Linked DNA regions of Homo sapiens: regions 2, 3, 4 and 5 are each linked to region 1. Evidence: chromatin contacts called from ENCODE Hi-C or POLR2A ChIA-PET data. All regions are on one chromosome and are shown on one strand. The core of a region is the stretch at or near the end of the contact, and the rest is flanking DNA. Distances in the headings are between cores, read along the strand shown. Region 1 holds the start of C2orf42 (chromosome 2 open reading frame 42). Region 2 holds the start of MPHOSPH10 (M-phase phosphoprotein 10). Region 3 holds the start of TEX261 (testis expressed 261). Region 4 holds the start of AAK1 (AP2 associated kinase 1). Region 5 holds the start of ANKRD53 (ankyrin repeat domain 53).

Region 1 (5,549 bases), core at 1,110-3,609:
AGACCAGCCTGGCCAAAATGGTGAAACCCTGTCTCTACTAAAAATACAAAAATTAGCCGGGTGCGGTGGCGGGTGCCTGTAATCCCAGCTACTGGGGAGGCTGAGGCAGGAGAATGGTGTGAACCCGGGAGGTGGAGCTTGCAGTGAGCCGAGATTGCGCCACTGCACTCCAGCCTGGGCAACAGAGCGAGACTCTGTCTCAAAAAAAAAAAAAGGAAAAAGGAAAAAGGCCAGATGCGGTGAGCCATCGTGTCCCGCCTAGGGATTCTTTAGTTGGCAATTGGTTGAAGGAGTTCAGCTTTGGTAGAGCGCCATGGCTCACTGCCGTAATCCCAGCACTTTGGGAGGCCCAGGCAGGTGGATCATTTCAGGTCAGGAGTTCGAGACCAGCCTGACCAAAATGGTGAAACCCCATCTCTCTGAAACATACAAAAATTAGCCGGGTGTGGTGGCATGCACCTGTAATCTCAGCTACGCGGGAGGCTCAGGTGGGAGAATCACTTGAATCCCAGAGGCGGAGGTTGTAGTGAGCTGAGATCATGCCACTGCACTCCAGCTTGGGCAACAGAGGGAGACTCCTTCTCAAAAAAAAAAAAAAAAAAAAAAAAATAGAGTTAAGCTTTGTCTAAGGACTCGAAGTCAGTACAAAGGAATGCTTACATTATAAGGGTGGGGCATCTGCTTTTTATCATGTGGTGCTATACCTGATTCAGGCTGGAAAGTAAGCCACACGATACAGGGTTAATTTAAAAACTCATTTAAAAAGATGTTATGGTTTGTAGGGTGTGGCTTAATTCTTGCCTTGCATGGCCTTTGGTCTTGTTTATTATTTGGTATTCTATTGCTACAGAGAGTCTGTTCTGCCATTCTTATAATTTCTCTTTTAACATTAATGGTGGTCAGTTGTGCCTAAACTCCAAAAGAGGGAGTATAAGGAGGCATGTCCGACCTCCCTTTCCACCCAGGAGAATTCAGAATTCAGTTTAACATCCCCTTGGCCAAGGGGTGAGGGTTCATTCAGTTGGCTGTGGGGCATGGGATTTTATTTTTAGTTTACATAATAAATGGAAAGAAAACTAAAAAGTCTTCTGGAAAAATTGTGTCCCTCTCCCTCTCTTTCCAGTTTAAGAACTAATACTACAAACATTAGTCCTGGAATGTTCCATTTCTCTTTTTTTATTTTATTTATTTATTTTTTAGACGGAGTCGCTCTGTCGCCAGGCTGGAGTGCAGTGGCGCGATCTCAGCTCACTGCAACCTCAGCCTCCCAGGTTCAAGCGATTCTCCTGCCTTAGTGCCCCGAGTAGCTGGGACTACCCGCACGCGCTACCACGCCCAGCTAACTTTTTTTTTTTGTATTAGTAGAGAGACAGGGTTTCACCATGTTGGCCAGGATGGTCTCGATCTCTTGACCTTGTGATCCGCCCGCCTCGGCCTCCCAAAGTGCTGGGATTACAGCCGTGAGCCACGACGCCCGGCCGGAACGTTCCACTTCTCTTATAAATAGTTGACTAAGGTTTCCCAATAGTAAATTAACCTGCTACCACTAGTAAGTAGCCAGACTAGGGTCAGGAGAGCAGAAAACCTCATTCCAGGGTTTTCCAACACAGTGGCCTCACCATGAACACATTGCACTCGGGAGCTATCTTCAATCATGAACGATGAGCATTTAGATTTATTCCGTGATTCCAAGGACCAGAACTAAGATATACAGGAAGCTCTTTTTTATCTCATTTTAAGAGAAAACGTTCAAGTGTAGTTCAAAGTGTACTTAAGGGAGAAAAAGTTAACTTGTCATAAACATACATGTGATAGAGGTGAATACTCAGGTGGGCAAGAACCTCCAAACAAACTCCAAATTCGCAGCTGACATCTGCTAATAATGTAGAAAATCTCGGGCGATTTTTTTTTTAATTTTCATTTTTTGTAAGGACAGGGTCTCGCTATGTCGCTCAGGCTGGTCTCGAACTCCTAGCCTCAAGAGATCCTCCGCCTCAGCCTCCCAAAGTGCTGGGATTACAAGCGTGAGCCACCACGTCCAGCAACTCAAGTCATTTTTGCATCAATTACCAGCAAAAGTCTATTCAGAAATAGGACTCTCTCAGGCCAGAAGGGAGTCAAGACGAGCCTTGGAGGTGAGCGCCCAGTAAGATAGGCCAGAAGCACTCCAACTCCAAGGCAGAGCCTGAGCTTTACAGCCGCTAGGTCGGCGTATGTTCTACCACCGCATTCCCCCAGTGTCTCAGCGGTCTCTGAAGGAGAGAACTAAAACTCCCATAAGACAACGCGAGCTCAGGTGGGCGGCCACTTGCCGCGCGTGGGCGGCTCTGACCAATAACGATTGTCGTTACAGCGAACAGTTTGGCCCCGTTTGTAAAAGGCCGCGGCAGGCGAAGAGAGAAGAGGTGAGGGCGGTCGTCAGCTAAGGGCCCCGGGGCTCGCGGGGGGTGCGCAGGGCAGGTAAGGGGGTAGTGCTGAGCAAGGACCGGGGCGGCGGTGGGGCAGGGGTGTAGAGCTCGGGTTCCCAGCGGAAAGCATGTCCAAGGAGCGGCTGCCGGCGAGGTGATGCTTCTGCCTGGGCCTACTTGGGACCGGAAGTGAGCGCTCGCGCGGGGAGGATGCCGGGAAGCAGGTCCCAGGGGATATGTGTGTGTCGCTGCAGACCCATCCCGGAAGCCGGCCGGGAGGTGAGCGTCCCGGAGTCGGGCGGCCGCTCCGTTGACTGCAGGGCCCCGGCGGTCTTCCTCCGCTGTTCCGAGGCCGTTGAGGGCTGATGTGCTCCATCCTCCCACTTGTGGTTTGGCAAGCCATCCAGCCGACTACAAACCCACGTTTGTGAGTTACCTGCTGGCTGTGACGCTTCCGTCAAATCTGAGTAACAGTTTCCTCATCTCTAAGATGGGTAACATAGTATCTACCTCACAGGATCGTGTGGGCAGTACATGCATAGAAAGGATTTAACACGCAGTGTACTCAGCTAGTTTTATTATTTATCCGTAATGATCATTTGTTCTTTTCCCCTAACTGTGCCTCACAAGCATGAAACAGAATCCACCAAACATTTAGGTCTGGGTAGTGGTTGGATGGAAACCCATCGCGGGTTAACGCTTCCAACACCAGTCCCTTGACACTCTCCCGCCGAGGAGGCTGATTTGTAAACTTGCTGAGAAGAGAATACCCAGCAGATCTTTCAGGTTTCAAATCCACGTTCTTTACAAGTTGTGTTAATTGTTTGTATATGCTTTCGATATAGAGTCTCTAGGAAGTAATACTAGTACATGTTTTAAAATTCAAATACTGCCAAACAGTGAGATGTAAGTCTCCCTCCTAACTTCTGTTTCCCAAATCCCATGTCGTTTCTTCTGATGCAATAGACATTGTATGTGTGTGTGTCTAGATAGATACATATGTGTATCTCTCGTCTTTTTTTTTTTCTTTTAAAAGAGTAAAACCAAGAATAGCATATTACAAAGTGCTGCACTTTTTTCACTCCACAGTGTATCTTTTTTTTTTTTTAAGAGACAGGGTCTCACTATGTTGCCCAGGCTGGTCTTGAACTCCTGAGCTCAGTGATCCTCCCGCCTCAGCCTCCCAAAGTGCTGGGATTACAGGCGTGAGCCACCACGTCCAGCTACTCAGGCCATTTTTTTTTTTTTTTTTTTGAGACGGAGTCTCGCTGTCGCCCAGGCTGGAGTGCAGTGGCACGATCTCGGCTCACTGCAGGCTCCACCCCCCAGGGTTCACGCCATTCTCCTGCCTCAGCCTCCCTAGTAGCTGGGACTACAGGCGCCCGCCACCTCGCCCAGCTAATTTTTTGTATTTTTAGTAGAGACAGGGTTTCACTGTGTTAGCCAGGATGGTCTCGATCTCCTGACCTTGTGATCTGCCCGCCTCGGCCTCCCAAAGTGCTGGGATTACAGGCGTGAGCCACCGCGCCCGGCCCATTTTTTTTTTTTTTTTTTTTTTTTTTTGAGATGGAGTTTCTCTCTTGTTCCCCAGGCTGGAGTGCAATGGCACGATCTTGGCTCACCGCAACCTCTGGCTCCCGGGTTCAAGCGATCCTCCTGCCTCAGCCTCCGGAGTAGCTGGGATTACAGGCATACGTCACCACGCCCGGCTAATTTTGTATTTTTAGTAGAGATAGGGTTTCTCCATGTTGTTCAGGCTGGTCAGGAACTCCCGACCTCAGGTGATCCGCCTGCCTCGCCTCCCAAAGTGCTGGGATTACAGGTGTGAGCCACCGTGCCCGGCCATGCCATTTTTTTTTAAACAGCTGTAAAAATATTTTATTTTCTGGGAAGTATTCCATTTTGTAGGCATACCATAATTAATTACACCAGTATCTTCTTGAGGGACATCAGGTTGTTTCTTATATTTTGCTGCTACAAATATTCTTCATTGAGTTGCCTTATAATTTCCCTCATTTCACACATGTGGGAGTCAGTCTGTAAAATAAATTCTTAGTAGTGTAATTGCTGGGTCAGAATATCAAATCAAAATATACTGATTCCAAATATGCAAGGAAGATATCAAACAAGCTCAAATTGAGGGACATTTTGTAAAATATTCGACTCTTCAAAACTGTCAAGATTAGGAAAAAGAAAGACAAACTCACGGACTTGAGGGGACTAAGGAGACGTGATGACTCAATGCAATGTGGTATCTTGGATTTGATCCAGAAACAGAAAAAAGGGGCAAAGTCTAGAGTTCAGTTAATAATAATGTGGCAATGTTGGTCCCTTGGTTTTGACAAATGTCCCATGTTTATATATGATGTTAACATTGGGAAACTGGGTGAGTGGTGTTTGGGAACTGTGTTCTATCTGCCACTTTTCTGAAAATCTAAAATTAGTCTAAAAGATTTATTCTTTTTTAAAAGGGAGATTGAGGCCAGGCATAGCGGCTCACGCCTGTAATCCCAGTACTTTGGGAGGCCGAGACAGGCAGATCACTTGAGGTCAGGAGTTCGAGACCAGCCTGGCCAACATGGAGAAACCCCGTCTCAACTAAAAATACAGAAAAATTAGCCGGGCTTGGTGGTGGACGCCTGTAATCCCAGCTACTCAGGAGGCTGAGGCAGGAGAATTGCTTGAACCCGGGAGGCAGAGGTTGCAGTGAGCCAAGATCACGCCACTGCACTCCAGCCTGGGTGACAGAGCAAGACTCCGTCTCAAAAAAATAAATAAAATAAAAAGGGGCATTAGTGGACAACTGGTAAAATCTGAATAAAGCCTGTAGTAGAGTTAATAGTGTTGTACCAATGTTAAGACCTTATTTTTGACAAATGCCCCATAGTTATGTGAGATGTTAACATTTGGGGAGTCTGTGTGAAAGGTAGGTAGGAAGTCTCTGTACTGTCTTTAGCTTTCCTATAAAAGCCAAAATGCAGTCGGGTATGGTGGCTTATGCCTGTAATCCCAGAGCTTTGGGAGGCCGAGGTGGGTGGATCATCTGAGGTCAGGAGTTCGAGACCAGCCTGGCCAACATGGTGAAACCCCGTCTCTACTAAAAATACAAAAATTAGCTGGGCGTGGTGGCATGTGCCTGTA
Region 2 (4,911 bases), core at 348-2,847, 940 kb before region 1:
GGACGAGGGAGGAGGAGGAAAGTACAGTGATTAGAAGGTTGATGCAGCATTCCAGCGAAAGGATAATGGTGATTTAGACTGGAGTTAGAGCAGTGAATATGCTGAGTATAGTTTGGAGGTAGAACTGACAGGATTGCTAAAGAATTAGATATAGAATAGAGAAAAATGAAGACATTAAAGTAGCAGCCTAGTTTTATGTTTGAGTACCTGAAAAGACAGAAGTGCCATTTACTGAGATAGGGAAGGCTTGGGTGGTGGTGTCAGGCCTCTGAGCTGAAGCTCAGCCATTGTAACCCCTGTGACCTGCACATATATGTCCAGATGGCCTGCAGGAGCCAAGAAGTCTGGGGCAGCCGAAAAACCACAAAAGAAATAAAACAGCCAGTTCCTGCCTTAATTGATTAATCAACATTACAACATTCCTCCATTGTGACTTGTCCCTGCCCTACCTTAACTGATCAATCGACCTTGTGACATTCTTCTTCTGGACAATAAGTCTTATGATCTCCCCACCATGTACCTTGTGACCCCGTCCTCCTCTGCTAATAGATAACCACCTTTTACTGTAATTTTCCATTACCTACCCAACTCCTATAAAGCAACCCCTTCCCCATCACCATTAGTTGACTCTCTTTTCGGACTCAGCCCACTTGCACCCAAGTGAATAAACAGCCTTGTGGCTCACACAAAGCCTGTTTTAGTGGTCTCTTCACACAGACGCGCTTGACAGGTGTAGCATGGGAAAAGGACTTCAGGGGATGGCAGAGTATAGGTGGGTAGAAACAACAATTCTATTAAACAGACACAACAGCTCTATTTTGGACGCAGTGAATTTGAGATGCTTGACAGTACCAAAATTTTAAAAATCGTTAAAAGTTGTACAGTGTGGATATCCCAGTTGTGTGCTACGGAATTCAAACTAAGCTCAGTCTGTAGTTGCTGTGAGCTGGGAACTCAGGGAAAGGTTGGGGTTTGAAACATAAATGAGTAATAATTTCATAGATCACATTTTAAATTCTTCAACAAAATACATATAAAACGCTTGTGTTGGGAAGAGACATGGAAGTTCTATTTCTGAAGAAGCTTAGTCATGGGGGGTGGACAGACAAGTGACAAGTTCGTACTTTCAATAAAGTATGCTAAGCGCTAAGTGCTTTGAGAGCACATAGGAGGAAGGAGAAACCAACAGTCTGTGTGTAGAGGGATGGGGGCGTAAGAAGCCCAAGGGAAGCTTCTAGGTGTTAACAATTGAGGTTAGAGTGATTTCAGTAACACTCAACTGAGAGATCCATCTATACAAATTTTAACAGTTTTTAAAATTTTGATAGCCTAGGAAAGCATAAACTCTGAAATTTGGGGAAAAGCGATTTTACGTTTCCCCTTACCTTCCCCCAGCTCCACAATTTGCCGGAGGCCTGCAACCCGCGTCCACGTGAGACCCCGGTCGCACCCCGAGCCCGGGATCTGCGCACTTACGTGAGGAAGCACTCGGGCCGACCCGTGGCTTTGCCGACTTCCGTCAGACACCGCTCCAGGGTCCGTCGACGCCAGACCTGCGGCGCCATGGCTGTCAGCAACTCCCGACACAATGCAGCATGCAAGGGAAGGGAGCCGCCCGGAAACCGCGCGGCAAAGATGCGCCCAGCGCAACTTGGATTTCAGAGCCGAAAGTTCCGCGGCGCACAGGTTCCGGACTCGCCCTCAGCCAGAGCCAATGGCAGCGCGAGCGCTTTCGCAGGAGGGTGGGAAACAAAAATCTCCATGGTCAGCCCAAACGCCTTTCAACTCTCTCCAAACTTCGTTTTGTATTTTTCAGGGGCCCACAAAGGGTGACCCGTCCTGGCCTTACGTTTCTGTTTTAGCTAAAGTAGGCCCGTTGTAGCAGGAAAGCAGCGACCTTCGCCACGCCCCTGACCTTTCTGTCCCCGCCCCCTCTGCCTCCCGCCCCGCCCTCTGCCGCGCGTCTCTCAACCTCCGTGGCTAGTCTTGACGTGGCGGGTTGCTTTCCAAAATGGCGCGGGTGCTGAAGGCTGCAGCCGCGAATGCCGTAGGTGAATACCGGGCACCGGCGACCTTCGCCATGGGACAGGGAGCGTGGGAACGGCGGTCGGGGGCGGAGGAGGCCTCGGCGTGGCCAAAGCACCTTGATCTAATGTCCTCCCCCGGGGGCGCGTTCCACAGCAGCTGCTGTCACTTAGGCAGAGGGTGCCTTCCAGAAGCGCCACCGCTTAGTAGCGGGGATTGCCTTGTGCATGAGTCCCATTTCCATCCGAGAGCTGTGCGCCTTGGGCTCTGCACCTTCCAGTATGTGGGCGGGAGAGTCGAGGGAACTTGCCCGGCAGGTCAGGCAGGGCAGGGACAGAAGTAAATAGAAGCGGATCGGTAAGTTATTTTACCGCGCACCAATAAAGAGACTGGGGAGAAACCAGAAAGGAGAGCACGTTCCGTAAAAACAACAACTACTAGTCGGCCGAACTCCAAGCGTGACCAGCTTTCTGTTGGGAACACTCAAAGGTCAGTGGTGTAAAGAATACAAAAGGAGTGGTTTTTCCACGTGCACTAATATATTTATCGCGTACACAGATAAAAGCATGTGGATTTGGAAACTTTCTTGAGTTCTCTCCCCCTTCATTTTTTTTAAAATATGTACATAGAATCAGTTATGACAGAAATAACTGTAATAATTGTCACGTTTTCTGACTCACTTTCTCCTCTTTTTATCCTTTTTTTTTTTCTCTTCCTCCTTTTATGAGAGGGCAAGTATTTCCCTTAATCTGAGATTCCCTATTAGGAAGAAGGTGCCAAGTGGTAATGCCCCAGAGTTACTCCGGGACATTCGTGATAAATCCTTCTAGCACCAGAGCCCACATTCTTAACCGTAAGGCATACCTTCCTCTTAGGTGATACACAAGATAGGAACGTAAAACTATAAATAAATGAATATTTGGGAAAAGGCATTTTTATGTCTATTTTTAGAACTGCACACTTTAATGATTGACAGTTTGGGAAAAAGTATGACTTCCAACAGGTCATATACATACTGCAAGAACTCAATACAGATAAAGGTGCATGTTTGTTTTGTACTTACATACACATCTTGGCATAAAGGAAAAATGAAGACAGTGTATTCCAAAGATTGCCTTTGATTTGTCCTATTAAGATACTTGAAGCTTAATGTCTCCACTTGTGTGTGTGTGTGTGTGGTTGAATATACATAAAGTAAAATTTACCTTTTTTTTTTTTTTTGAGACAGAGTCTCACTCTGTCGCCCAGGCTGGAGTGCAGTGGCGTTAGCTCACTGCAACCTCTGCCTCCCAGGTTCAAGCCATTCTTCCGCCTCAGCCTCCCGAGTAGCTGGGATTACAGGCACCCGGCACCACGCCCGGCTAATTTTTTGCATTTTTAGTGGAGACGAGATTTCACCATGTTGGCCAGGCTGGTTTGGAACTCCTGGCCTCAGGTGATCTGCCCACCTCGTCTTCCCAAAGTGCTGGGATTACAGGCGTGAGCCCGTCTCTACTAAAAATACAAAAATTAGCCGGGCGTGGTAGCACACGCCTGTTATCCCGGGTACTCGGGAGGCTGAGGCAGGATAATCGCTTGAACCCGGGAGGCGGAGGTTGGCGTGAGCCAAGATCGCGCCACTGCACTCCAGCCTGGGCAACCAAAGCGAAACTCCGTCTCAGAAAAAAAAAAAAAATTGCTTTTTAAGACTGAATAATATTCCATTGTGTGTGTATACCACATTTTGTTTATCCATTCGTCTCTTGATAGACATTTGGGTTATCCCCACCTTTTGGCTATTGTAATACAGCTATGAACGTGGGTGTACAAATACTTCTGAATTCCCGCTTCTTTGGGGGTGTGTATACTCATAAGTGGAATTGCTGGATTACATGGTAATTCTATGTTATGGCCCCTCTTTTAAGGAACATAAAACTTCGCCGAAAAACAAAAGCACAGAAAAATCAGAGTGAACACGTAGAAAAGTTCTGAAAATGGAAATTGAACCTGTTAGGTGGGAGACAAGAATGACCAACTTACATGACTGCATAGGTTTACTTTCATTAATCGTCTGTAAATGGGCTAACAGAAATGTAATCTGTTTACTTACTGTAATGAATAAAAAAAATTGATCATAGTTTGAAACAAGTTGAAGATATATATATGGTGCTGTGAAATTAACTGGTCAAATGTTTAAGAGAAAACTTACCAGACTAACTTGAAAGCACTTCTAATGAATGACTTTCTAAATACGTATGTTTCCTCAAACCAGATATTCAGTGAAAATTCAGACTTATGTTCGGCCAGGCGCGGTGACTCACGCCTGTAATCCCAGCACTTTGGGAGGCTGAGGAAGGTGGATCACCTGAGGTCAGGAGTTCAAGACCAGCCTGGCCAACATGGCAAAACCCATCTCTACTAAAAATACAAAAATTAACCGGGCGTGGTGGCGCGCTCCTGTAATCCCGGCTACTCCGGAGGCTGAGGCAGGAGAATTGCTTGAACCTGGGAAGCAGAGGTTGCACTGAGCCAAGATTGCGCCATTGCACTCCAGCCTGGGCTACAGAGCCAGACTCGTTTCAAAAAAACAAACAAACTTATTACGTGTTCTAAAATTAGATTATGTGAAGGTCGCACAACTTTGCAAAGATGCAAAGAAATGAATTGTACACTTCAAATGGGTGAACTTTATGGTATATAAATTTTAAGTCTGTTTAAAAACTATTAAGAGATAAAGCTGTTAAAAAACCTATTACAAGTGATTATTCACTTTTATAGTACTTTTTATACAAATTTAACATCTAATGTCTTTAAATAGTAAGTACTCTTAATGCATTTGAGTATAGATCCTTGCAGCTAAACCTTTATGTATTCAGGGACAGTGTCTAAAAAGTGTGATCTGAAATA
Region 3 (5,517 bases), core at 512-3,011, 800 kb before region 1:
CTTTGCCCAGGCTGGTCTTGAACTCCTGGCCTCAAGTGATCCTCCTACCTCAGCCTCCCAAAGTACTGGGATTACAGGCATGAGCCACTGTGCCCAGCCTGCTTTGTAATCTTTTTTTTTTTTTTTTTCTTGAGACGGAGTCTCGCTCTGTCGCCCAGGCTGGAGTGCAGTGGCGCAATCTCGGCTCACTGCAACTTCTGCCTCCCGGGTTCACGCTCTTCTCCTGCCTCAGTTTCTTGAGTAGCTGGGACTACAGGCGCCCGCCACCAAGCCCGGCTAATTTTTTGTATTTTTAGTAGAGACTGGGTTTCACCGTGTTAGCCAGGATGGGCTTTGTAATCTTATGTATTTTGTTGGGGGGAGGGGGAAGCTATGCATAACATAAAATTGACCGTTTTAACCATTTTACAATTCTGTAACACTGTATACAATTCAGTGACATTAAGCACATTCACACTGTTGTGATGCCATCAGCACCATCCATCTTCCCAAACTGAAACCCTGTATCCATTAAAAAGTAACTCCCCATTCTTTGTCCCCCAGACCCTGGCAAGCACCATTTAACTTTCTGCCCATGATTTTGACTACTCTGGGTACCTCATATGAGGGGAATCATACAATGTGTGTCCTTCCCTATTTGGCTTATTTCACTTAGCATCATGCCTTCAAGGTTCATTGATGTTGTAGCATGTGTCAGAATTTCACTTCATTTTAAGGCTAGATAATATTCCATTGTATGTTTATAGCACTTTATGTCTATCTTTTCGTCAACCGATGGACATTTGGGTTGCTTCCCTCTTCTGACCATTGTGAATAATGCTATGAATATTGGTATACAAATGTCTCTGCTTTCTCAGTTCTTTTGGGTATATACCCAGAAGTAGAATTGCTAAATCATACGGTAATTGTTTTTTTTAGGAATACGTATTTTTATGCAGGAAAAATATGATTCTGAAATAAGCCTACTAGACTCTTGTTCTACATACTTTATTTTGCATGCCTGTCTCCGCCACTAGATGGGAGACTTGTTGACAAGGACTAACCGGTTCCAGGTGCCCCTCAGGAACCCTCCCAGAGGTGTAGTAAATGCATCCAGCGCCTAGCGGACGCCCTGCGTGCCCGGCAAGGGGTGAGGTGCAGGCGATACAAAGGTGCAGAATGTACCCCAAAAGAACAGCCTAGAGGGGAATTAGGCCGGAGGATGACCGATTAAAATCACCCCAACTCCTGATTGTGCCGCTTCCTAGGTGCATGACCCAGGGCAACTTCCTTTGGCCCCGGCTTCCCCGTCTATAAAATGATTTACATTATCTGCTCAAATTTCCGACAAGAACACACCTCGCCTTTATCACAGAGCGTGGCACATATTAGGAATTCAATAATTTTGTCCCTATCACCTGCGATAGCAAGAGACAGACTTGTCCGCAACCTGCCGGGAGGCAGGTTCTGGGGAGGTTGCTGGGGCGCGGTCGGGCGGCCCTGTCCGGCCCTGGACCACCTCCAGGCTGGTACGGGAGTGCACAGGGAGGGACTGGAGGCTGCACTCCGAGCCCCAGTATGGGCGCTTGGTCGTCTCCGCCCCTGGGCACCGTCCCGCCTCCCTCTGGCTGCAGCGGTCTGCATTCATTCCCCTCAGTGGAGCGGGGGATCCTGGCGGGGCAGCGGCGGTTGGCCCTCCTCTCCGGCGGGCGGCGCTAGCGCGAGCCTGGCCCCGGGCAGCGCTAGGGCCGGGCTCCTCTCGGCGGCGGCGCACCGTCGTCCTGTCGTCCGCGGGGCGGGGACGCGGCGGCGGCGGCGGCGGTGGCGGCTGTGTGTCGCCGGAGCCGAAGCGCGCAGGCCCGTCCCGGTGGCCGGGGAGCGGGCGGGTGGGGGCGCCATGTGGTTCATGTACCTGCTGAGCTGGCTGTCGCTCTTCATCCAGGTGGCCTTCATCACGCTGGCTGTCGGTGAGACTGCACGACCCCGGCCCGCGCGGGCTCCCGCCCCGGCATCGGTGCTCGTTGGGGGTCGCATCGCGGGGGTTTCGGAGCCACTCGGGGGACCACTGCCCGGCGCTCCCGGCCTTCGCCGCCCCAACCCCTTCCCGCCTGATCCTGCCCCTCCTGTCGAGCCTGGCAGCCCGGCCTGACCGTGGCTCCTTCCAGGTGTCACAGAGTCCGCTCCGGCACTGCCCGAGAAAGGGTGACTCGAGTGCCGCCCCCGCGTCTGCGGACCGCTAACCGCTGCGGCTCCCACTCTTCGCGGGCCTGCCGCGCGGAACTTTTCCCCAACGCCTACCGCCGCCTTTGCGCCTCTGGCCCTTCATGCTCCCTGCTCTCTCCACCTTTGACACTTCTCCTCTGGCTGGTTCCCATTCGGCCTCAGTTGAGATGTCATCTTTTCCGGGAAGTCCACAGGGGTTGATGGTCCAGCAGTGCCCTGTCCTTTCCCTAAAGTAGCATTTCTCACACTAAACTCGTCTGTCTCTCCCTACTGTTCCCCTTCCCTTTCCCAAGCTGGGTCAGGGAAGGACCCTTGTCTGTCTTTTTCAGCTGTATTCTCAGCCCAGGGACCTGGCTCATGCCAAGTGCCCAGCAGGTGTTTATTGAATACGTGAAATTCCGTTTTCTGAGCCAGAGGTTATCATTGTACTGTGGCATCAAATGCAGACTTTCGTTGATTTTTATGAGATTTGTCCTTAGTTGCCCTAAGAAAGTTTTACTTCTCCAGACTTGGAAGGGCAACACATGGGATGTTTGGTTTGTTCTTGACCTTCTGGGGTCCATGAAGGGTGGATGGGGACTGGGCTGCAGAGAGAGGGGTGACCAGGATGGTGGGAGTGACCCTGGCTGATAGTCTCCCTGCCTCCCACCCTGCAGCGGCTGGACTCTATTACCTGGCAGAACTGATAGAAGAATACACAGTGGCCACCAGCAGGATCATAAAATACATGATCTGGGTAAGTGGCATCTTTCTCCAGGAGTCCTCCTCACTCTTTTGCCCTGCCTCAAAAGCAGGAAGTGGGGAGAGTTTGGCATGGATGATGAGGCCTGTGTCTCTGCTGTTTCCTGAGCATACACTCTTACCTCCTTGCCCTGAACGCTGTCTTTTGGGTCTGCACTCCTGGGCCCAGATCTTCCCTGGCCGCCTTCCCCAAGTGGCATTGTTTCACTGCAGGCCTTGTGCTCTAGTCCTTAAGGTGACAGCGAAGTGTACTTCTCTGTTGACAAGACCGTAGATTTGACTTTGCTTAGCTCTCTCCCGCTGTCTTTAGCCCTTTGCTCTGCTCACAGCATTTAAAACTTAGAGGAGCCATAAGACAGTTTTGCATATATGTTCATTGCCATCTTTCTAATCGGATCAAGTGATTTGTCCTAAGATCGGCACAGCTTCGCTGCCCTCGCCCTTCCCTGGTCTCATGGGAGGCTTCTCTTACTGAAGACACAGTCCTTGCCACTGATATCAAAGCCATAGGGGTGACTGCTGGTGGACAGACTTCCTTCAGCTGCAGGAAAGGCTGGGGGTAGGGGTGCCATTGGAGAGAAAGCGTCCACAGCCCCTCAAGTCGCCTGGTGTCAGCAGCCATGTGCACTCTGGGCATGGCTGAGGTTGGGAGTTCACAGTGGAGGCAAGACTATAGCCCTCAGCTCTGGTCCAGAGGCCCAGCTTGTGGGTGTTGGCACAGTAATTAGCCCTTCATTCAGCCAACTGTCATTTGCTAAGCACTGACAACTGTAGGTACTTATCAGTAGTGTTTTTCAAACTGTAGGCATGATTCATTATTTGGCTGTATAGTAGGTCACAATCAGCATTTTTTAAAAAAAGGAACATAAATAGAATTGAAATTTGAGCTTTGAATCATATATATGTATATATGTGTTGGGGTCACAGTGTAAAATGTTTTTCTTTTTCTTTTTTTTTTTTTGAGATGGAGTTTCGCTCTTATTACCCAGGCTGGAGTGCAGTGGCACAATCTCAGCTCACCGCAACCTCTGCCTCCTGGGTTCAAGCGATTCTCCTGCCTCAGCCTCCCGAGTAGCTGGGATTATAGGCATGTGCCACCATGCCTGGCTAATTTTGTATTTTTAGTAGAGATGGGGTTTCTCCATGTTGGTCAGGCTGGTCACAAACTCCCAACCTCAGGTGATCTGCCTGCCTTGGCCTCCCAAAGTGTTGGGATTCCAGGCGTGAGCCACCTCGCCTGGCAGATGTTTTTCTTACTGTGGGTTGCTGTCAAAAAGTTTGAGAAATGGGCTGGGTGCGGTGGCTCACACCTGTAATCCCAGCACTTTGGGAGGCCATCAGAAGTTTGAGACCAGCCTGGCCAACATGGCAAAACCCTGTCTCTACTAAAGACACAAAAATTAGCTGGGCGTGGTTGTGCATGCCTGTAGTCCCAACTACTCAGGAGGCTGAGGCAAGAGAATTGCTTGAATCCAGGAGATCGCGCCACTGCACTCCAGCCTGGATGACAGAGTGAGACTCCGTCTCAAAAAAAAAAAAAAAAATGTTGCCTTTTGGGAGCAGAGAACCTAGCTGGGGAGGCCAGACCTGTGAAATGAGGAGATTGAAGCATGAACCTAGTGCTGCCCAGAGCGGGCTGGGGGTTGGTGAGTCCAGGAACGTTGCCTGGAAGAAGCGCCCTGCACTGTCTGCCTCTGGTTGTTTCAGTTCTCCACCGCTGTACTGATTGGCCTCTACGTCTTTGAGCGCTTCCCCACCAGCATGATTGGAGTGGGCCTATTCACCAACCTCGTCTACTTTGGCCTCCTCCAGACCTTCCCCTTCATCATGCTGACCTCGCCTAACTTCATCCTGTCGTGTGGTGAGAGGGGACAGAGTTGGGGAGGCAGCTGATGTGGTTGGGTGTGCCCATCTCCATCCTGGGCACTAAAGGGGATACAGAAAAAGGAAGCCAGCTGTTGAAGTCCTCCAGGAAGCCAGGCTAGTTGGGAAGATGCGGTTCTTACTGCTGAGGACTCTAGAGCCCACCTTGGCTCTAGTGAATAGAATTTGTTGGGGCTGGGGACTCAGACAGGGAGGGCTTTCCCAGAGAGGTAAGTTTGAAGGAGAGTTTGGGAAAGAAGAGGTTGTGGATTGGCTGAGGCAGGGCCCCCAACTGAGCAGTTCCAGCCTCAAAAAAACCACTTGGCCAGAAAAAGCCCAAAGCCCTTCCGGTAGGCAGGCAGCTGTCCGTCCAGTCCTCTGACCCAAAGTCATTGTTAGGACTGGAGCCTCATGGGGCTGTGAGCACCTTGCAGACTCTGGCCTGGTGTGAATGCCTCCTGGGGGCTGCAGCTTCTCATCTCATTCTCACTGGCTGCCGCTGCCTCGGGCTTGAGCCTGGATGTGGAGGACCCAGTCTTCTTGGCGTTGCCCTGCCACCACTTTCTGACCCTGGGGAATCATTGGCCCTCTCTGGGCCTTAGCTTCTCCATCTATTCAGAGAGGATGTTTCTGAAAGAACTATTGGGAGACTCAGTGGGCATATAGTAGGTGCATATAGGTATTTACAGATATTCCTGGAAAAGGCTTCGG
Region 4 (5,645 bases), core at 2,358-4,857, 550 kb after region 1:
TCCATAACTGGCATATGGAAGATACATAGTGTTAACTGAAGAATCCCAAGGTTTATAAATTTGGAGAGGGGAGCTTTACTTTTTATAAAGGGTTGCAGCCTGCAGGCTGGTGATCCTGACAGGCTGGGAAGTGTAGACTCTGGCAGAGACTGAAAGCAGGTATTTAGAGGGAGGAAAAAGTGGAACACAAATTTATGCCAAATGAGTTGGCTAAGAATACACACTTAAGTTACAGGAGCTTTGATTATTCACAAAGCGGGGGGCAGCACATGCATGCATAGTGAGCAAACATGCATGTTACATATGTCCTATGTTCTCTTTGGGGTGGAGATTTAACATTTAAATGCATTACAATTAGGTGAAGCAAAGGACATGAAGACACTCAGTGCACAGCCTCTGAAAACCAGCCAGAACCAGTCTGTGGTTGGTAGTCTCTTACTAGGATGTTACTGAAATCAGTCTCTTGTCCAATCAAAGAAATAGTTATGGTTTGTGGAACAGGGGTTGGGGGGATACAGTTAGTCAGCATCTAGTGGTCAGTGAGCTACAATTGATTCAATATTGCTTATCTCCAGGCCAGTGTCTATTTAGCTACCAGAGAAAAAGAAAAACCTTGTGGCAGTTAGAAGATGGTTTACTCTTCAAGTGTAGGGATGTGTGACTTAACCCTTGCCTGACACAGCCTTAGGTCTTGTTTATAATTTGGCATCTTATTGCCTCAAAGAGTCTGTTCCATCGGTCATATGATCACTATTGTAACAATAGTAAATGGCACTTTCTTTTCCCACTCCCTTTGACTATTTACCCATAGCATCTTCCACACCTAGTTCAAAATTCATCTAGGATACTTCAAATCAATCTTTCCACCTTAATCAGATAGCTCTGTTTTGTGTCACATTTAAAGTAAATTATTTACTTTAAGTACTGCTAAGAACACACTCTATGTAAACTATTATACTGGATGCCCAAGGAGATAAGTAGAAGATGGTTCTCTGGCTTTGAGGTGTTTGGTTGAGACAGCAATATACATTAAAAGTTGAACAGGAATGCAAAGCAGCATGGGACAAATTATACAGAAAGTGTGATAGTTTTGAGATTATAGTGGCTGATCTGTTCATTATTTTGTACTCAGGAACTAAAAAATTACTAAGAGTTGTAAGAGCTCTGGTTTTATAGCTGAGATAATAAGCCCAGTGACACAAGTGGTCTAGGATCCCAGCTATGAAGTGGCAAGAGGTTTCCTGTCTCCTGGTCCTATGCTGCTTGTGCGTGGGTTTCTAACTATTCACGAGTCTTTTAATCAGTTAATGTTTGCTCTCTCTAAGTAGACAGTTTAGTATAGCCAGGTAAGAACTGGGCTTTGAAACTAAAATGTTTGGGTTTGAATCCTGGCTTTGCTATTTACTGTGTGACTTTGGGCAAGTCACTAATCTCTTTGCTTTACTTACCCACCTATAAAATGAGTATAATAATGGTACTTTACTTCATAGGGTGGTTGTGAGCATTATATACTTAATATATGTAAAGCATGAAAAACTGTGGATTTGTCATTATAATTGCTATTAGTCTGTGAGGGAATGGAGGGCAAGGAATCTAGTCATGTTTTTTGTTTTTTAAACCTCTTCCCTCAGCTTCTGATCAGAGCATTCACGTGGGTGTTAAATAAATGCATGTTAGCTACCTTAAGCATATTGGGAGTTTTTGTATCACTGAAGTAAGACTTGAGATTTGTGTAAGCCTGGACTAGTCTGGTACCAGAGAAGTCTAGAAAGGTAAAAACTGAGATAGCATCAGATTGATTTTAGGACCTAGCACAGCTTGTTTAAAAAAGTCAGTCAAGACAAATAAGTGCTGAGAGAAATGGGGGTCAATGAGTCTAATTCCAAATGAGCTTTCTCATCTATTTTAAGATCTGCTTCAAACTTCCTCAGACAAAAATCTGGCCTTTTAAGGAAAGTGCAGAGAACATGCCTTCGTGGGCTTAGTTTGAGGGAATAGGGGCTGCATTTCACCCTGGAGGTGGCTACATGAATTCGTGAACTGAGGTGACAACACTGACTCTCTCCGGAAGAAAAGATGCTATCTCTTCACGGAGTTTAATTACAATGGCACTACTTGAAACAAGCTGCAGCAGCAGCAACAACAAACGCTACTGTTAACCCAGTCACAGCTCAGCTCAATATTCAGATTAGAGAAAGCAAGAACCATTTTTTTCCCTGGGACACCCTTCTCTACTCAAATACCCGCTGAAAAAAAAATTCTGAGACAAGCACTAGGGAGTGGGGAAAGCGGGCAGAGATGAACAATAACCCATATTCAGGGGTTAGAAAAATAATATTAATAAATCATGGTAGGTTTTTTTGTTTGTTTTTGGCAGCAACTTGCCACTCTTCAGCATCATCCATCAGGAAATCTAGGTCGGAAAAGTGTACCAACTGACCTTCCAAATTTTCTGCATTTGGCAGATGCAAATCACACAGTCCATCCCCGCCCTCAGCACTTGGACGGTATCAGGGAAACGTAAGTATCAATGGAAGAATCTTGAAGTGAAAAATAAATAACTGGTCAGGTTAGGGTTAGTGTTCTTGTGTGCAAGGGAGCTAGTGAAGTTTAGGCTTTGATGCGCACCCACAGCGTCAGCAAAGGAGGAGGAATTAAGGGACAGCATGGGCCGAAAAGCCCCCGAGTTTTGAGGTCAAGCCAACGGGCTGGGTCTCCGGTATCCTAGGATCTGCCCTGCACACAACCTTTGGCAGTTTCTCGGTTTGAATCTCGCCTGTACATTTCCAGACGAGACACTGTCTTACTGAGCGTTCTCACAGCGCCTAGCTCAGAGCTGACCGCAGAGCCGGCTCTCAATAACATCGAGACGCAAAAGCAGCTTTTGAGGTTAGGGGCGGAAGGGCATCGGTTTTACTTATTTCAAGGCTGGCGCTCGGTGCAGCCGGATCCAACTGCCAGCACAATGTTCCCGATCACTTCTCGCTTCCATTTCAGCCCAGGAGACGTCGGGAAACCCACAGGACCCGCTAGGGGCTAAGCGGTTAAGCCGCGTCCTTCAGGTGTCAGTCTCGATCCGTTCGGAAACCACAACCTCCAGAATCCCTTGTGCCAGGAGGCCAGGCCGCAAATAAGATGGCTCCAGAAGGGTGGAACATACAGCGGGGGGGGGGGGGGGGGAACTTAGTTGTTGGCAGTTTCTTCACGGGATGTGTTTAAATTGCCGAGTCCCCACATACGCGCCACCCCACAAATCTCCTTCGAGGCCGTGGAGGCCACACGGCTGCCGCCTCGCCCTCTCCTCCAGGAGTATGCTGGGATTTGTAGTCCAGCAGCCGGACTGTGCCGAGCTACCTTTCCCAGCTTGCCCTGCGGCTCGGGTGATATCAACAGTCTTTTCCAGAACTCTGTCTGCACTGAGACCCTCTTCCCCCAGTCCTCTTCTCGCGGTCGACTCCTTCCCATCCGTGGCGACAGAACGGCGGTTGCAGGAGAGGCCCCGGTCCCTCGCCGCGCCGCCCCGAGGGGCACTTCCGGCGGCGGTTCACTTCCTGGTTGGGTGGATGGAGCCGGGCGGGAGCGCGCGCGGGGGAGGGGCGGCGGGTCAGTCTCCGCCCGGCGCTCCCGGGATCAGCTGGCGGGCGGGCGGGAGCCGAGCGCGGCCCCGGCTCTCGCTGCAGCGCCGCCTCTTCTCTGCGTCGCAGGCCGGCCCGGCGGCCGTGACAATGTCGCGGGGCTGGTAGCAGGGCGCCGGCCGCCGAGCCGTCTCAAGTGGGTGCTGCCAGGATGCCGCCTCGAGGGGCGGCGGGGAGACCCGGGAGGAGCGGGAGGCAGTGCCCGGGAGGGTCGGCGCTGCCGGAGCAGCTCGGATCCCTCCTTTCTCCGAGCTCCCGGCTCGGGGGTCCCGGGTTCTGGGGCCGGGGTCGCGTTTTCAGCCCCACGGTTTTTCTCGCCGGGAAAATACATGAAGCGTTTCCCCAGGATGATGGCTTTTGCTCCCCCTAGGACTCAGCGGTTGAATTTTTAAGCGTGTTACTGATTCATCCTCTCTTTCTTCCTCTGTCATCACAGGTTTAAACTTACACGAATCGCTTTCTGGAGGAGGAGGGGACCCGCTGCGCGATTGACACGCATATTCCTATAGGCATCCTCCCTCAGCCCCCACCCCCACGGCCGGATTCGGGTGGCTCCTCTCCGAGGTGAAATCTGAGAAGAAATCCTTGGATCTCTTTTCTTAAAAAAAAAAAAAAAAAAAAAAAATCTAGAAACCATCGGTATTTTGCTTTGCTGCTCCCTATTCGCAAGATGAAGAAGTTTTTCGACTCCCGGCGAGAGCAGGGCGGCTCTGGCCTGGGCTCCGGCTCCAGCGGAGGAGGGGGCAGCACCTCGGGCCTGGGCAGTGGCTACATCGGAAGAGTCTTCGGCATCGGGCGACAGCAGGTCACAGTGGACGAGGTGTTGGCGGAAGGTACGGTGGGGCTCAATGCGCCGTAAATTAAAATCTTGTGCTGATGCGGCAATACTGTGGTTTCTAGTTGTTGCATGTATGAATGGGCTTTGACCAGTTGACCCTCCCTTCCCCCTTCACTTGCCCTGTGAGTCATTGTCCTTGAGAGATTTAAAATTGAGATTTGAAAGTGACTGGGCTTATGGGGGTGTGGGGAGGTTGCCGAAATTGTTTACGTTAGTGGCCTTTTATTTTTATTTTTTTAATATTGAGAAGCCAAATTTTGAGGATCACACAAGAAAACGTATGTGTGAAAGTGTAAAGCTTTATGCCAAAGGCAGGGTGATGGGCTTGTCATCCTCCTAAAACTTAAAATCTTGATGTGAAGGCTGAAGGGTGGGGGGACTTTTAAGAAGAGAGGGGTTTCTCCTTCTCCTACCCAACTTTCCCACTTCCATGAGCAGGCATTGGAAGGAAGAGAGGATTTTCGGAGAACGTGAACGTGTTTTTCCAAGGGCCAAGGCTCTTGGTGGATTTCACTAGTAGATTTGTTTCCTGACCCAACTGTAATCAGGTCCCCAGGTTATAGCAAAGATAACAGAAATTACATAAAACAAATGTGGTTATTTTGAACTCAGTCTAGTAGGCCCCTCTTCCTTCTCGCTTTAGGTTTTGTTTTTTGTTTTTTTAATCAAAAGAAAAATTACTTGAGAGTGGCTCTGATTTTGTTTTTTCGCTATCAGAGAGGATGTTATTTAGATCTGCTGCATAAATTCCCTCTGTGTTTCATCTGTGTGTCTATACTCACGTAGATATACATCTTGATTCCCCCAGGCTTTCGGGAAATCTTTGCATGTCTCTTTTGGTAACCTTAACCTCGACCTTCATAATTATGCCAGACTCATACTTTTCACAGCCCTTCGCCTGCCTAGTGTGCTTTTATTTTTAATAAAAGCAGCAATTTCCTTGGCATGAAGCAATTCAGACTGATTGGATGGGGCCAACCTGCTGTAGGTTGTGTTATAGACCGAGAGGGGTTGGAAGAAGGGAGAGGTCTCTCTTACTGCAACATGGTGATGGTAGGGAACAGTTTTATTAGCAAGGGAAGAGAGAAAGCTAAGAGGCCTCTTTAAAAAGGGGCCTTTTGCAAGCTAAAGTTGAAGCAAGGGTCCTGACCTGGGCCTGGGAAATGCTTACC
Region 5 (5,508 bases), core at 2,983-5,482, 790 kb before region 1:
AGCGGAATTTCAGTCAGAGTACCCGGTGGGAGTACAGGCGAAAGGGTGGCTCTTTCAGGGTGGGAGTGCTTCTAGCCACTCCTCCACAATATGTGGGTCACTGCCCCCTCTGCTCACATGCCTGGATAGCAGCTGTCCCCTGGCCCCCCTGCTGTCCCCCTTACTTGATACTCAATCAGGTAGTTGTGCTCCATGAGGGTCAGCTGGCTCTTGAACATCTTCATTTTCGTCATCTCACGGGCAAAGTCCTTCTTGTCCTTTTTCCACATGGCATCCTTCAAGAACCTGGTGCCAAGGTCAGGGCGGGGGTGTCATCCCACAGTGACAGAGCTTCCACCTGGGCTGGGAAGACTGGCTGCTGCTGAGGGCTTGGATGGGGATGAGGGGAGTGGCCAGAGGGAGAGGAGCAAGATGAGCCATCCCCATTGCCCGGGGCCCTCTGGCTCCCTACTTCCTTTAGGTGAAAGACGAAAGTCCTTGATGACCTGGTCACCACCCTCCTGCTGAGGAGCCAGGGGCCCCAGGGCAGGAAAGGAGGGCAGTGATCAACCCAGAGAGCAGGGGACCTGGGCAGACTTACCCCCAAGCCCAGGTGATGAGGTGATTGCCTCATCCAAAATATCCTGGGCAGTAGGCGCATCCTCCAGCTGTCTGGCTTCCCAACCCTCCCCTTAAAGGCTCAGCTGTGGTGAGGGCCCTAGGGAAAAGGCTGGGGGAGGGGAAGGGGGTGGGCAGGCTCCAGGTGGTTCTCACACTCTCACCGGGCACAGGCACGGTGGTTCCATATTTTGCAGAAGTCAATGGGTTTGTAGCCCATGGCATCTTGGGCATGGACGTTGGCGCCACTCTGCACCAGGACCTTCACACAGTCCAGCAAGCCGTCACGGGCTGCCAGGTGCAGGGGCGTGGAGCCGTTGCATGTCTGACTGTGGAAGGCCCCACCAGTGGGGATAAGGGCAGAAAGGAAAGACAAAGAGCATCTGTCCATCAGATAGATGGACACACCAGTTTCCAAGCCCTGCTCTACCATCAGTCCACTGGGTGATCCTAGCTATGTCTGTCCCTTTTGGCACCTCAATTTCCTTTACTGTAAAGGGAGGAATTGGACTAAGTGAACAGTAAAAATCTGACTTTAGAAGGTATGTGATAGTTAAGAACTGCTGGAAGGAGAGCTGGCTTGGTTCAGAGACCACTAACCTCATCCACTCTTAAACCAACCAGCCCCCTGCCCTTTCCCTATGCCTCACCAGATTCCGTATGCCCACAAGATCTGCATGACCTGGGCCTAACCTCCTCGATCTTATCCTTTGACCTTGCCCACTCTTTCCCAACACATGGTCTTTGCATATGATGTTACCTCTACCTGGAACACTTTTCCCTGGCTCTTTGCATGGCTGGCTCACTCTGTCTTCAGGTTCCAATTTAAATGTCACCTCCTTAGAGGTGATTGCTTCATCCAAAATAGATCCTCCCCCTACCTGCTTTACCCCCTACACCATCACCCCGTTTATTTTTTCATAACCACTTCCCATGCTCTGTCAGGATTTTGTTCATTTATTTGTTTGCTAATTCACTGTCTGCTCCTTTACTAGAATGTCAGCTTCGTGAGGAGAGGGACCATTTCTGTGACTCTAGCATAGTGCTTAGCACATAGTGCATACTTGATACTTTGAATGAATGCAGTCTCCTATATGCCATGCACTTTTCAGTGATCACAGTAGTCCCATGTGATAGGTACTGCTATTCTCCCAAGTTTCAGTTGAAGACACTGAGACAGAGGTTCCCAAACTTAGCTTCAAGTTAGAAGCACCTGGGGATCTTTTCTGACTTCCCAAGCCCAGGTCACACCACAGACCCATTAAATCACAGCCTTTGGATTGGAACACAGGTGTTTATATTTTTTAATTTTTTTTTTTTAGACGGAGTCTCGCTCTGTCGCCCAGGCTGGAGTGCAGTGGCACGATCTTGGCTCACTGCAAGCTCTGCCTCCCAGGTTCACGCCATTCTCCTGCCTCAGCCTCCCAAGTAGCTGGGACAACAGGCACCCGCCACTACGCCCGGTTAACTTTTTTGTATTTTTAGTAGAGACGGGGTTTTACCATGTTAGCCAGGATGTTCTTGATCTCCTGACCTCGTGATCCGCTCGCCCCAGCCTCCCAAAGTGCTGGGATTACAGGCGTGAGCCACTGCGGCCAGCCTAATTTTTTTTATTTTTTATTTTTTGAGACAGTCTCGCTCTATTGCCAGGCTGGAGTGCATTGGAGCAATCTCGGCCCACCGCAACCTCCACCTCCCGGGTTCAAGCGATTCTCCTGCCTCAGCCTCCCAAGTAGCTGGGACTATGCCACCATGCCACCCGGCCAGGTGTTCATATTTTTTAAGCTCCCTAGGTAATTCCAATGTACACCTAAGTTTGGGAGCCAGAGTACTGGGGCATAGAGGTTGAGTGACTTGCCTAAGGTCCTGCTGTCTGCTAGCAAGTTGCAGAGCTGGGATGTAGACTAGGTCTGTTAAAGGCCAATCTTTTTTTTTTTTTTTTTTTTGTTGAGACGGAGTCTCGCTCTTGTTGCCCGGGCTGAAGTGCAATGGCACCATCTCAGCTCACCGCAACCTCCATCTCCTGGGTTCAAGCAATTCTCCTGCCTCAGCCTCCCGAATAGCTGGGATTACAGGCATGCGCCACCATGCCCTGCTAATTTTGTATTTTTAGTAGAGATGGGGTTTCTCCATGTTGGTCATGCTGGTGTTGAACTCCTGACCTCAGGTGATCCGCCTGCCTCGGCCTTCCAAAGTGTTGGGATTATAGGCATGAGCCACCATGCCCGGCTAAAGCCCAGTCTCTTTATTACACCATGTGGATTCCTGACTGCTTTATGTGGGACCCAATCCTTGTCACCTCCAGCAACCCCTCTGCTTGTCCTGCATGGATTTGCCTGCCTGGAAGTAGGGCTGTGCCCGTGCCTGTGCCCGAAGCCTCCCTCCTGAAGCAGGCTGGACTCACGCATTGAGGTCTGCGCCTTTCTCCAGCAGGTAGTAGATGCAGGGGAGGGCCACGGTGGTGTTGTCCCTGTGGATGACGAGGTGCAGGGGTGTCTGGCTATTGTTGGTCAGCAGGTCCACGGGAAACTTGTACTCCTCTACCAGGACCTGCAGGCATGCAAGCTTGCCCCATTGGGCGGCGAAGTGGATGGCAGTGAAGCCCTGTGAGGTTCAGAGCAGGCAGGAGGAGGCTGAGTGGGACTGAGGTCCCAGGGTCCACAATTTATATAAATTTATTGGGGTTACCTTCACTTTCTTCCCTGTGTCCCCAGGAATGCTCACACCCTTTTGCTAATTAACCAGTGTGTGTTCATCAGCCCACCCAACCTCCCTGCCCCCAAAATGGTCCTTCCACAGCCAGAAGATGAGTTAAATTAGGAAGATCTACCCAGAAAAGGATATCTCTTCTCCAGGTGACCACTCCGAGCAGCGTAGCGGGAGAGGGACCTCGGTCTTTGCCCCAACACTCAAGACCTTACCTTGTCGTCGGTGGGGATTTCCCTGAGGCTCTGGTTCAGACAGAATCGCAGCCATTCCACGTTGCCCACAGCCGCTGCGAACAGCTGGTAGTAGCTCCCGATCGCCGTCTGGTCGATTGCCGTCTGGTCGGACTCCTTGCTGGGGCTGGGGTCAGCGCGGGGCGGGGTGAGCGAGGCAGGGCGGCGCGGCCTGGCGAGGGCAGTCGCCTGCGCACTGAGGTGGTCTGCGAGGTCGGGCAGGGGCTGGCTGGAGGGCGGGGCAGTGGGGAAGCGACTCTGGGCCACGGCCCGGGCACCTCTCGGGAGGCGATCCCTGGCCCCCGCCTGGCTGGTGGGCGGGGCAGTGGGGAAGCGACTCTGGGCCACGGCCTAGGCACCTCTCGGGAGGCGATCCCTGGCCCCAGCCTGTCTCTGCTGGCTTCTCGGGCCGCAGCCTCCGCCCCCGCCCGCTCCAGGCCCTGCCCACCAGGGAGGCGCTGGGCCGGGTTCTCGCTCCCTGCAGCCGGGACACCTTCTCCCGCTACCCACCTGGGCTGCTTGGACTCCGCGTCAGTCCAGGTGGCCTTCAAGGAGACTTTGTTCGCCTGCTGCATGGAGCCACTTGGAGTTGGCTGCGGCCGAGCACCTCTCCCTTCTCCCCTTTCTGAGTGCCAGCTTCCGGAGCCCGCCCGCCGAGCGGTGCTGCCCGCGGAGGCCATCGCGGGGCTGGAACTCGGACCCGGGCCGGGCGGGCTACTCACACACCCGCCGGCGCCCCGCCCCCGGGGGCCACTCCTTGCCAGCTGGCCGCGGTTTCCCGGCCCCTTCCAGGCCGCTAGGGTTCGGCTGCCTCTCTAGCTGGAGGGGCAGAGCCCGGGGGCCTCCGGGGACCCTGCCCGCCTGCCGCTCCCCACCCGCCGCTCTGCTCCCGGTCTGAGCCAAAACCCCCACTCAACCTCCCAGTCCTGCTGCCCGGGAAACTCAGCATCAAACACACAAACAACAAAGACACTTGGCTTTTGTTTCCGATTATCAAACTAATAAGTAGAAAACAGAAATATTCAATGTGGAAATTAAAAATTACCATCCCACCACGCACAGAAATCATGGTTTATTGCAATATATATGCATATCATGACTATTTTTTGTATCTCTTTTCGTTTATTAATAGCATTATATTACGAGCTAGCGCCCATTGTCACTCCACATACTAAACGTACATTATGACGCAACCAGAGCCCAGCGTCATAATGGATGTGCCATTGTTTCACATGTGCTGCCAAGAACGAAATGGCTCAACTCTGGTTGTTTTCTTAGAATGGATTCCTGGGAGTCGAATCACTAGGTGAAAGGGAATGAATATTTTTCAGCTGTCAATATGGGCTTGCAGACTGCCTTCCAGGAAGGTTATTATTCACTTCCACTTCCACCTGCAGTGAAGCGGGTGCGCTGCACATCAGCAGTGTGGCTTTTGGCAAGTTATCTGACTTAGTTTCTGTGGGCGGCAAGCCACCCAGGTGCCAAGGCAAGAGACCGAGGGCACAAGCTGTTCCAGTATAATAAAATATACAAAACAACAAGAGTTATACTAGATCTAGATCTAGATCATAGACGTGATTATATATGAATATCGTTAATCATTAGTTTGTAGCAATTACTCTTTATTCCAATATTGTAATAATCCTCGCTCTATAATCATAACCTAGGAAAAACCAGGCCATAGAGAGATAGGAACCAAAGGGACATAGTGAGAAGTGACCAGAAGACAAGAGTGCGAGCCTTCTGTTATGTCCGGACAGGGCCACCAGAGGGCTCCTTGATCTAGCGGTAATGCCAGCGTCTGGGAAGACGCCGGTTACCAAGTGGACCGTGGTCTGGCGGACCCTGGTCTGGCGGACCGTGGTCTAGCGGTAGCATCAATGCAAAGGAAAAGCACCCGCTACTTAGCAGACCGGGAAAGGGAGTCTCCCTTTCCCAGGGGGAGTTTAGAGAAGACTTTACTCCACCACCT

Evidence for each region. A loop is a pair of places that touch in the nucleus more often than their neighbours do. ChIA-PET counts read pairs that join two places held with the same protein, here RNA polymerase II (POLR2A). Pooled maps may share reads with other maps.
Region 2: a map of naive thymus-derived CD4-positive, alpha-beta T cell shows a loop between it and region 1 (16-fold over the local background). The contact joins the promoter of MPHOSPH10 here to the promoter of C2orf42 in region 1. A Hi-C loop is called at or near these places in 1 of 168 maps with a recorded cell type or tissue (naive thymus-derived CD4-positive, alpha-beta T cell), 3 of 37 single-sample maps with no recorded cell type and 8 of 50 pooled maps.
Region 3: a loop to region 1 is called in a map of B cell, with 26 times the contacts of the local background. The contact joins the promoter of TEX261 here to the promoter of C2orf42 in region 1. A Hi-C loop is called at or near these places in 1 of 168 maps with a recorded cell type or tissue (B cell) and 7 of 50 pooled maps. POLR2A ChIA-PET finds 5 or more read pairs at or near these places in 1 of 52 experiments (OCI-LY7).
Region 4: a pooled map shows a loop between it and region 1 (11-fold over the local background). The contact joins the promoter of AAK1 here to the promoter of C2orf42 in region 1. A Hi-C loop is called at or near these places in 4 of 37 single-sample maps with no recorded cell type and 14 of 50 pooled maps. POLR2A ChIA-PET finds 5 or more read pairs at or near these places in 6 of 52 experiments (CD4-positive, alpha-beta T cell, HEK293, SK-N-SH and 2 more).
Region 5: a pooled map shows a loop between it and region 1 (5-fold over the local background). The contact joins the promoter of ANKRD53 here to the promoter of C2orf42 in region 1. A Hi-C loop is called at or near these places in 6 of 50 pooled maps. POLR2A ChIA-PET finds 5 or more read pairs at or near these places in 2 of 52 experiments (OCI-LY7 and activated CD4-positive, alpha-beta T cell).

The regions. Positions count from the first base shown.
Region 1 is chr2:70,187,829-70,193,377 of GRCh38, reverse strand. It overlaps C2orf42 (chromosome 2 open reading frame 42), which reads left to right and starts at 2,359. Exons shown (of 10, transcript NM_017880.3): 1 at 2,359-2,405. RefSeq lists enhancers at 1,951-2,040, 2,061-2,120, 1,912-2,497, 2,711-2,760, 2,851-2,960.
Region 2 is chr2:71,127,320-71,132,230 of GRCh38, reverse strand. MPHOSPH10 (M-phase phosphoprotein 10) reads right to left here and starts at 1,597. Exons shown (of 11, transcript NM_005791.3): 1 at 1,477-1,597. The coding sequence starts at 1,565. MCEE (methylmalonyl-CoA epimerase) reads left to right here and starts at 2,002. Exons shown (of 3, transcript NM_032601.4): 1 at 2,002-2,051. The coding sequence starts at 2,012. RefSeq lists enhancers at 1,400-1,449, 1,550-1,599, 1,921-2,779.
Region 3 is chr2:70,991,117-70,996,633 of GRCh38, reverse strand. TEX261 (testis expressed 261) reads left to right here and starts at 1,761. Exons shown (of 6, transcript NM_144582.3): 1 at 1,761-1,946; 2 at 2,859-2,938; 3 at 4,651-4,804. The coding sequence starts at 1,877. RefSeq lists an enhancer at 950-999 and silencers at 1,540-2,069, 2,100-2,189.
Region 4 is chr2:69,641,701-69,647,345 of GRCh38, reverse strand. AAK1 (AP2 associated kinase 1) reads left to right here and starts at 3,607. Exons shown (of 22, transcript NM_014911.5): 1 at 3,607-3,771; 2 at 4,072-4,468. The coding sequence starts at 4,306. It also overlaps a transcript of ANXA4 not described here. RefSeq lists enhancers at 1,821-2,423, 3,179-3,448 and a silencer at 3,529-3,858.
Region 5 is chr2:70,977,354-70,982,861 of GRCh38, reverse strand. ANKRD53 (ankyrin repeat domain 53) reads right to left here and starts at 4,232. Exons shown (of 6, transcript NM_001115116.2): 1 at 4,047-4,232; 2 at 3,519-3,765; 3 at 3,002-3,201; 4 at 762-926; 5 at 165-285. The coding sequence starts at 4,216. The region is part of intron 1 of LOC105374795 (a long non-coding RNA gene); the gene reads left to right. RefSeq lists silencers at 3,796-3,855, 4,216-4,305 and an enhancer at 5,333-5,508.